Linked DNA regions of Mus musculus: regions 1 and 2 are each linked to region 3. The links are chromatin loops, found by intact Hi-C in ENCODE. Cell type or tissue: heart. All regions are shown on one strand.

Evidence for each region. Peaks named below come from ENCODE experiments on the same cell type or tissue, not always from the same donor. Only the 100,000 strongest peaks of a DNase experiment are listed, where the experiment ranks them.
Region 1: it touches region 3 in a loop (3-fold over the local background); 7 of 42 quality-filtered maps call a loop at or near these places.
Region 2: a loop joins it to region 3, with 4 times the contacts of the local background. A loop is called at or near these places in 14 of 42 quality-filtered maps.

Annotation. Positions count from the first base shown.
Region 1 is chr4:16,166,553-16,169,052 of GRCm38, reverse strand. The region is part of intron 1 of A530072M11Rik (RIKEN cDNA gene A530072M11); the gene reads right to left. Among named protein-coding and RNA genes, the nearest start is that of A530072M11Rik, 3.7 kb to the right of the region's middle. In heart, a CTCF peak has its summit at 1,371 (motif pointing left); no DNase peak of the experiment used is centred here.
Region 2 is chr4:14,825,290-14,827,789 of GRCm38, reverse strand. It overlaps Otud6b (OTU domain containing 6B), which reads left to right and starts at 1,377. Exons shown (of 7, transcript NM_152812.4): 1 at 1,377-1,499; 2 at 2,137-2,291. The coding sequence starts at 1,418. In heart, CTCF peaks have their summits at 323 (motif pointing right) and 1,294; a DNase peak (open chromatin) is centred at 1,219; H3K4me3 peaks cover 1,890 bases; H3K27ac peaks cover 1,558 bases.
Region 3 is chr4:15,265,650-15,268,149 of GRCm38, reverse strand. It overlaps Tmem64 (transmembrane protein 64), which reads right to left and starts at 2,330. Exons shown (of 3, transcript NM_181401.3): 1 at 1,401-2,330. The coding sequence starts at 2,198. It overlaps Gm51436 (a long non-coding RNA gene), which reads right to left and starts at 1,393. Exons shown (of 2, transcript XR_003955370.1): 1 at 1-1,393. In heart, a CTCF peak has its summit at 1,441 (motif pointing left); a DNase peak (open chromatin) is centred at 2,449; H3K4me3 peaks cover 2,500 bases; H3K27ac peaks cover 1,800 bases.

The sequences.
Region 1 (2,500 bases), 900 kb before region 3:
CAGCTTTGCCTATTGTCCACAGTCCTGTCTCTGCCCCAAACAGGATCTTTAAAAGGGTACTAAGCTCACATCCTCTTTCACAGACTGGCTTCCTAAAGAGAAAATCACTGTGCCTTAAAAGGTAGTATAACTCAGCATGTCTTGCTTATAACTTTGGAATGACAGGGAACGTGATTTTTGAGCTATGGAAAAAAAAATAGAAAAGCAAACTATTCTGTTAAATTCAGGCACTGAAATTCCTAGATTTAGACTAGCCAACTAGTTATATGTACGTTCCTGCACATTTCGAGAAACCTGCCAAATAAAATCCCACAGGAAAATGGAAATTCCCAGGAAAATTTTGTACTAATGATTCTTTGTCCAGCACCATCTTTTTGCATGTGGGAATTCCCCTAGTCACTCTATTTCTCTCATTAGACACTGTACAAAGTGAAAGTGAAAACAGATTATCATCGAATGAAAGCAGTTCCCAGAAAGAAAATGGACTCTGAGCCCAATACATGTGCTCCAACATCCCAACCCTGCAGCTCACAAACTGTCACTTCTGGAAATTCACACTATCACTATGAAGGCCACTTTTCTTAATCTGTCCATGGTTTTTTCCTGATGTTGAAAGGAGAAGCCTGAACTTTCAGCAAAACACGACCTTGTGAGCATGTTCTGGCATCTGATCTTTCCTAGGACAGTCAAAGCATTTTGAATGCAGAGACAACATTTGTATTCTTATTATTACTTCCAGCACTTGGGATAACAGTATATTAAATGTCTATTAGATGTGTTGCCTTGGAGTATTGGGCTGGAGTTATGCATTACCAGGCAGGTCCAATTTTCATTTGCACACCTCTTAATATCAACTGAATGCCATACACCATACCTATTTAAGACACATTTAAAAATCACATGTTTCTAGTATTTATAGGCAACTAAATGTACTAATGAAATAGTGGGTATTCAGTACTGTTTATCTCCCTTTTCTATTCATCAAAATAAGGGGATTTTGAAGTAAATTATCTTCTCTGTATTCTTTACCATAATAAGCCAAACATAATTTGAGGACTAAAATATAGTTGCATTTAGAAAGATTTTTCATTTATCAAGAAGAAATTATTAAACACGGTTACCTCAGCTAATTCTATCTTATATTTCCCTGCTTTGAGAGTATATGGAGATCAACAAAGGAGTGATTCATTGGTATTCTGACCTATCGTTCTAACCTTATAGTCAGCTTTTTCCTATGACACTGTTGGGCTAGAGAGATTGTTCAGCAGTTAAAGAGCACTGGCTGTTCTTACAGAGGAACATTCCCTGCGTCCGACGGCAACTCACAGCTATCCGTAACTCCAGAAGGTACTCCCTCTTCTGGCTTCTGTGGGTACCAAGCATGGTGTACAGAAATACACAGAAAAATAAATTAAATTAGGAATTTTGGCCAACTGTGATGGCAAACACATTCAATTCCAGCACTTAGGAGGCAAGGTAGTTGGATTTCTGTGAGTTCAAGGCCAGCCGGGAACTACATAGTGAGTTCCAGAAGAGCCAGAGCTATGTAGAGAGACCCTGTCTCAAAAAGCAAAAGTAATTAATAATAATGATGATAATGATGATGATGACCTAAAATGTTCTTCGATGGATATATGATTAAATAACTATAGTATGCCCACACTGTGCAGTACCACTCAGCAATTTATTAAAAGCTATTGATACAAACAAAATGTCACATGGAATTCCAAGATATGATTCTGAATAATCTAAAACAATTTGAAAAAAATACATATTTTACAATTCTACTAACAATTTGCGGTTTGTGTATGAAGCGGCCTTCCAAAAGCCCATGCATTAAAGGCTTACTTCCCAGCTGGTAGCACTACAGAGAGGTGGCTAGATCATGAGGCTTGCTTCACTTATTGATAATCTATTGATCAGCTTATAATGAAGGGGTTCATAGAAATCATGGCCCTACTTAAAGAAAGCAGGCCACTGCAGACATTGCCAGTATGCTGTCTGTGAAAGATAAAGAGTGTCCCTCTCCTTCCATTTTTCTCTATACTTCCTAGTGAACAGGTTTGCACTACACAGGATCCCTGCCATAACGTCCTGGCTCGTTGGACCCCAAAAGCAGTGGTACTACCAACCATGAACCATAGCTCTGAAACCACAAGGCAAAATAAACTCTTCTTCCTTCAGGTAGACTTTCTCAAGGAATGGGTCACAGTGACAGAAAAGCAATTTTGAATCAGCAAAATTAGACAAGGAAAACAGATTCAGTGTTTACAGAAATTTTCCTTCTGAGAGCCATGAGGGATAATCGGTTAAATTCCTCTCTCCTAGCCTGTGGTAACTTCAGTCATTTTTTGATTTACTGCAGTTGCCTTTGTTCCTGTATCTTCACTCTGTTGTCCCTCTATGCATGGCTATCTTGGTATTAAATATCTATTCTTTATTATTGGAGCGTCCTACTAGATACCATAGGCCCACAGGCTGACCCCCAACCCAGGAGCCT
Region 2 (2,500 bases), 440 kb after region 3:
CCATTCACAGCTGCTGCTCACCATTGTTGGGGAGTTTGGGCTACAGACCGCAAGTCATCAATAAATTCCCTTGCTATATAGAGACTTTCCATAGGTTCTGTGACTCTAGAGAACCCTGACTAATACAACCCCTTACAGGTTTATACAGTTGTAGGTGCAGTTCATTATTCATCTCTGGAAATAAGTTTTCAATTATTTCCAGAAATATTATTTCAACTTCATTTGTTTTGTTCTGTCTCAGGCATTTATATATAAAAAAGAATATGTTTGTCTATCTATTTTTTTTAAGATCTATTTATTTATTATATGAAAGTACATTGTAGCTGTCTTCAGACACTCCAGAAGAGGGCATCATATTTCGCTATGGATGGTTGTGAGCCACCATGTGGTTGCTAGGATTTGAACTCGGGACCTTCAGAAGAGCAGTTGGCGCTCTTATCCACTGAGCCATCTCGCCAGCCCCTGTCTATCGACTTTTGAGACAGGGTCTCACCTATGTAACTCTCTGGACATCCTGGAACTCCCTATGTAGACAGGCTGGCCTCAAACTCACAGAGATCTGCCTGCCTGCCTCCTAAGTGCTGGGATTAAAGGCCTACACAACCACAATCAGCCCTAAATAGAGATTTTTTTTTTTTTTTAAATTTTACTGGACCAACACTCTGAGTCTTCCACTCCTGCCACCATTCCGTGAGCATTCTTGTTTGCCTTTGCTAATTTGTTTTTGTGGCACACGAGTTACATTTGTTAAATCTTGCCTCAAATCTTCAAAACACCCTGACATCACTGTTAATCGTTTTACAACTGAATTTAGCAAATGGACTTTACTAAGCTTAGTCCTTTTTTATCTCTTTCATCACTTATTTCAAGAGTAGGCATTCCTTACTTAGCGTTTCCCCTTTTACCACATTGTAAAAAAACAAAAAACAAACCATTCCCTAGTGTATGACTAATATAACGTAAAGATCCTCATTGAAAACAAACCACGCTTTTATTAAAATTAAAAAAAAAATCTTTTCAACATGTTTTGGCAAAGAGGACAACTACGGAGCGTTCTAAAGCACAAATTGAAAGCTGTGCGAAAGAACGTCCGTGATGTCATCTCCGTGCGCCCCGTCAGGGCCAATCGCCTGGCGCGTAGCTTTGTGCTGCGGTTGCTCCAGCGCCGGGCGCGTCCTTAATCGCACAATCCCAGCTTCCGGCGCGCCGCCCAGAGCGGTCCGAGCGCGCAGGCGCCCTAGCCCATGTCGGCGTCTCCCGGTTTCAGTGGTTAGACCTGGATCCGGAGCCGCCTTGAGGCGGGGCTGGGCCTTCCCGGCGGCCAATGGCGCCCCGGGTGAGGGTTGAGGAGTGGGAGGTGCTGGCCCTCCTGAGGTGCGGATCTCCTTCAGCGCGGGTGCCGGGCCGCCTGGTCGTCATGGAGGAGGTCGTGGCTGAAGAGCTCGATGATGAGGAGCAGCTGGTGAGAAGGCATCGGAAGGAGAAGAAGGAGCTGCAAGGTGACGGGAAAGGGGCTGGGAATGTAAGAGGCGTCCACACCCAAGGCTGGGAGCGTGGAGTGTGTCCTCTGGTACCTGGACGGGCACACGTCCTGGATCCGTCTAGGCTTTCCCTCAGATAACTTTTGATCAGTCTTCTCCAGCTTTCCCCATTCCCTCGACCCCCTTATTTGCAGTCCCCGGAGATGTCCCCGTGTGCGACCTGCCGTGGACCCCTAGCGGGTCCGGTGCACGTGCTGCTGCTGAGTGATGTGCCTGGAGACCAAAGTCTTGGACCTCCTCTTCCTCCCTTCCCATTCCTGCCCCCGATCCCGACGCCTGGCCTTAGTGGTGTGGTCTGAATTGCTTCTCCTTGGCTTGTCGGTCACAGAGAAAGATATTTAAAAGGCAGAAGTTTTACCTTAGTATAGTTTTTTAACCTTGGTTTTGCCCTGTCAAACCAAACAAATTCGAGATTGTGTTTACGTTGGGTCGCAAGCCTCATCCGGACCTTTCTCCGTAGCTGATTGTTGTGTCATGATTAATTGCTTCTATAATTACTTTACATTCTATAATTGTACCTCTTCCCACCCTCTTAACTGCTTTTCGCTTTTTGGTCCGGGGGCTCTGACACGGCTGTTTTGATGACTTTTTTTAGCCAAAATTCAGGGAATGAAGAACGCTGTTCCCAAAAACGACAAAAAGAGGAGGAAGCAGCTCACGGAAGATGTTGCTAAATTGGAAAGAGAAATGGAGCAAAAACACAGGGAAGAACTGGAGCAATTGAAGCAATTGACTTTCAAGGACAGTAAGGTATGGGGAGCGAAGCTTGTCTCTGAGCCCGAGCAAACAGCTGTCTGAGTGTGTTGAACTGCTTATTGAATACGGTCTCAAAATTCTGAAATCGAGTCATACAGTCACACATCACATTTCCTCGACATTAGTTTTTTTAGACAGAGTGCCTTGTAGTCTAGGCTGTCACCCATGTGGATTTGGAGCAGAGGCTAAACCTTGAACTTTAA
Region 3 (2,500 bases):
GCCTAACAGGCCAGGCCCAATACTTTCCTCACTTTGCAAACAAATTAAGGTGCAGAAAGAACAAGACACCTTAGCCAAGGTCAGCAGACGCCTAAGACAGGACAGCAGACTACCAGCATAGTCTTCTCATCTGTTGTAGGCAACAACTATTGGAAGTCATGTGTACCAGCTGAAGAATGGAAGATACCTGGAGAGAGCCTAGAATAGCAGTTGTCACATACTATGTAGACAAGAAAAGATGCAGGTTGTGCCAGAGACAGATCACACCACCAGAATTAAAACTATACATGCTCCTAATCCTCCATCATATTTCCAAGCCTTGGTACAGCTGATCTATTATAAGGCTGATCAAAGTTTATGTTCATATTTCACAACATGAAACAATAAAAGCTGAGAAAGGCTGAGGCCAAACTTACTGCTATCTCTCAATACATGCAGTTTCCTTTCAGTTGACGGGTGCATACCTGGGAATCTCAGGTATGAACTCTAATGTGCAATCACTGAATGTGGGAAACCCATTCAGTCTTTTTTCTGGAAAGTCAAAGCTGGGCATGGGGATTCATGTTTGTAATACAGCACTAAGGGAGGTTGAGGCAGGAGAATCACTGCCAGTCTAGGGTCAGCCTGAGCTACTCAGTGAGTTCTAGGATAGCCTGGGCTAGAAAACAAAACATAGTCGGATTAGGTTTCATAATTTGTCCTAAGGCCATAAAGTTCCCATCAAGTGGTTGCCACCTCACCAGCAATGATTTATACCTTTAACTCAGGTGCATCCTCGCTATAGAAGCCTACACAGAATAAACTAAACCTCTGACCATAAGTGCAAGAGTCTTTAGATAATGTGTGTAAGAAGAGCCGGTGCTCATTTTGTTTTTATGAACCACCCAGGTGACTTCAAATAGAGTTCTAAACAAAGATAAACAGGATTCTCAGCTTTTCCAAGACAGCAAACTACTTTTAAGAAGCTTACTACAAATTTAGGAAACTCCAAGAACTTGGGGTCTACTGCTGTCTCCTCCTCCACTGTTAAAAACAAAAGCGATCCATGCTCCAATATAACCAGAAACCTGAATCTGAACCCTGCTGCATTTATGCAGGGCAGAGAGAAAGCTGGGGAAGTCAAGTCACAAAGCTTTATGGCTCAAGAGCTACCAAAGTACTTTTTTTTTATCAAACTCATACACAAACACACGCACGGGGGGGGGGGGGGGGGATAGTTCTTTATCAGGTCTTCCAAGGGGCTGTGTTATATGAATTTGTAGTGTAATTTTTTTCAGGGTGCCATAAAAATGTCAATGACTCTTCTGTCATACAGAGCGCCTCCTAGGGTGGTCACAAGGCCTCTAAAAGACAAATTTGGAGAGAGCACGAGAAGGAGGGGCCAGGGGGACCCCACTTACCGAAAACACTGCATTCTGAAGCCCAAAAGGTATGGGAGTCAGCCGGGCCAGCGCCACCACCTTCAGGCCGCTTCCTCCCTCCACGACGCGGATAACGGCGCTCAGCTTGTCGCTGTTCTGGATCCTGGCAGCCACCCAGGCGGTGAGTAGCCGCTTGCAGACCACATGAGCGATAAAGGTGCCAATGAGGACGCCCACCACCATGAGCCCCATGCCTAGCACGAAGCCGTACAGGTAGCCGGCCGCCACATTAAGCACGATGTAGCCCCAACCGCAGGGGAAGGAGACCACGATGAAGCCCACGACGAAGAGCAGGACACCGAGCAGCGAGTCGAGGCTCTCCACCCAGAGCAGGAGGTGCTGCAGGTAGCGGCGGACCAGGGCCAGGGAAGCGAAGCACAGGGCGGCCAGCACGCACACCAGCACGAGGCTCCGGCACCAACAGGTGCTGCCGAGGCAGCAGCAGCGCCAGTTTCTCACCTCGGCCACCCCGACCACCACGCCGCCGCCGCTCCCGGGGCCGCCTGCCAACGCCCCGGCCGGCGCCGGCAAGTCCGAGGCCGCGGGCAGACCGTGGCGCTCCAGATAGGCGCCGAGCAGGGCGCCCGAGGCCGCCGCCGCAGCAGCAGCCGCCGCCGCGCTGGCCCCGCCCCCGCGGGGAAGGCGGTCCTCCGAGCGGTCCCCTCCCGCTGTCCGCTCCGGTGCCCAGCGGCCCGGCTGCTCCACGACTCCCGTCCGACCGGCGTGCTGCAAGGCCCGGGGCAGCGTGTGGGGCAGGCTCCCACCGGGGTTCCGCATGCCTCGGCCTCAGCCGGCCAGTGTCTCCACTCCCGCCGCGTCCCCCCGCCTGCGGCCTTCCATGGCACCCCGCACGCCAGGCCTCGGCTCCCTGCGTCCTCTCGCGGGGAGGGAACGGCCGGAGAAGGGCGGCAGCGGCGGTCGAGACGCGGTCCCGCCGGGAGTCGGTCGAGTCTGGACCCCGCGCCCGCAGAGCCCGCCCCCTTGGGCCCGAGGGGCGGGGCACGCGCAGAGGGGGCGGAGACATAGCTGGGTGGTCGGTCACGCCCCCGTGACGCCCGGCTGGTGCTGCGGATGAGTGG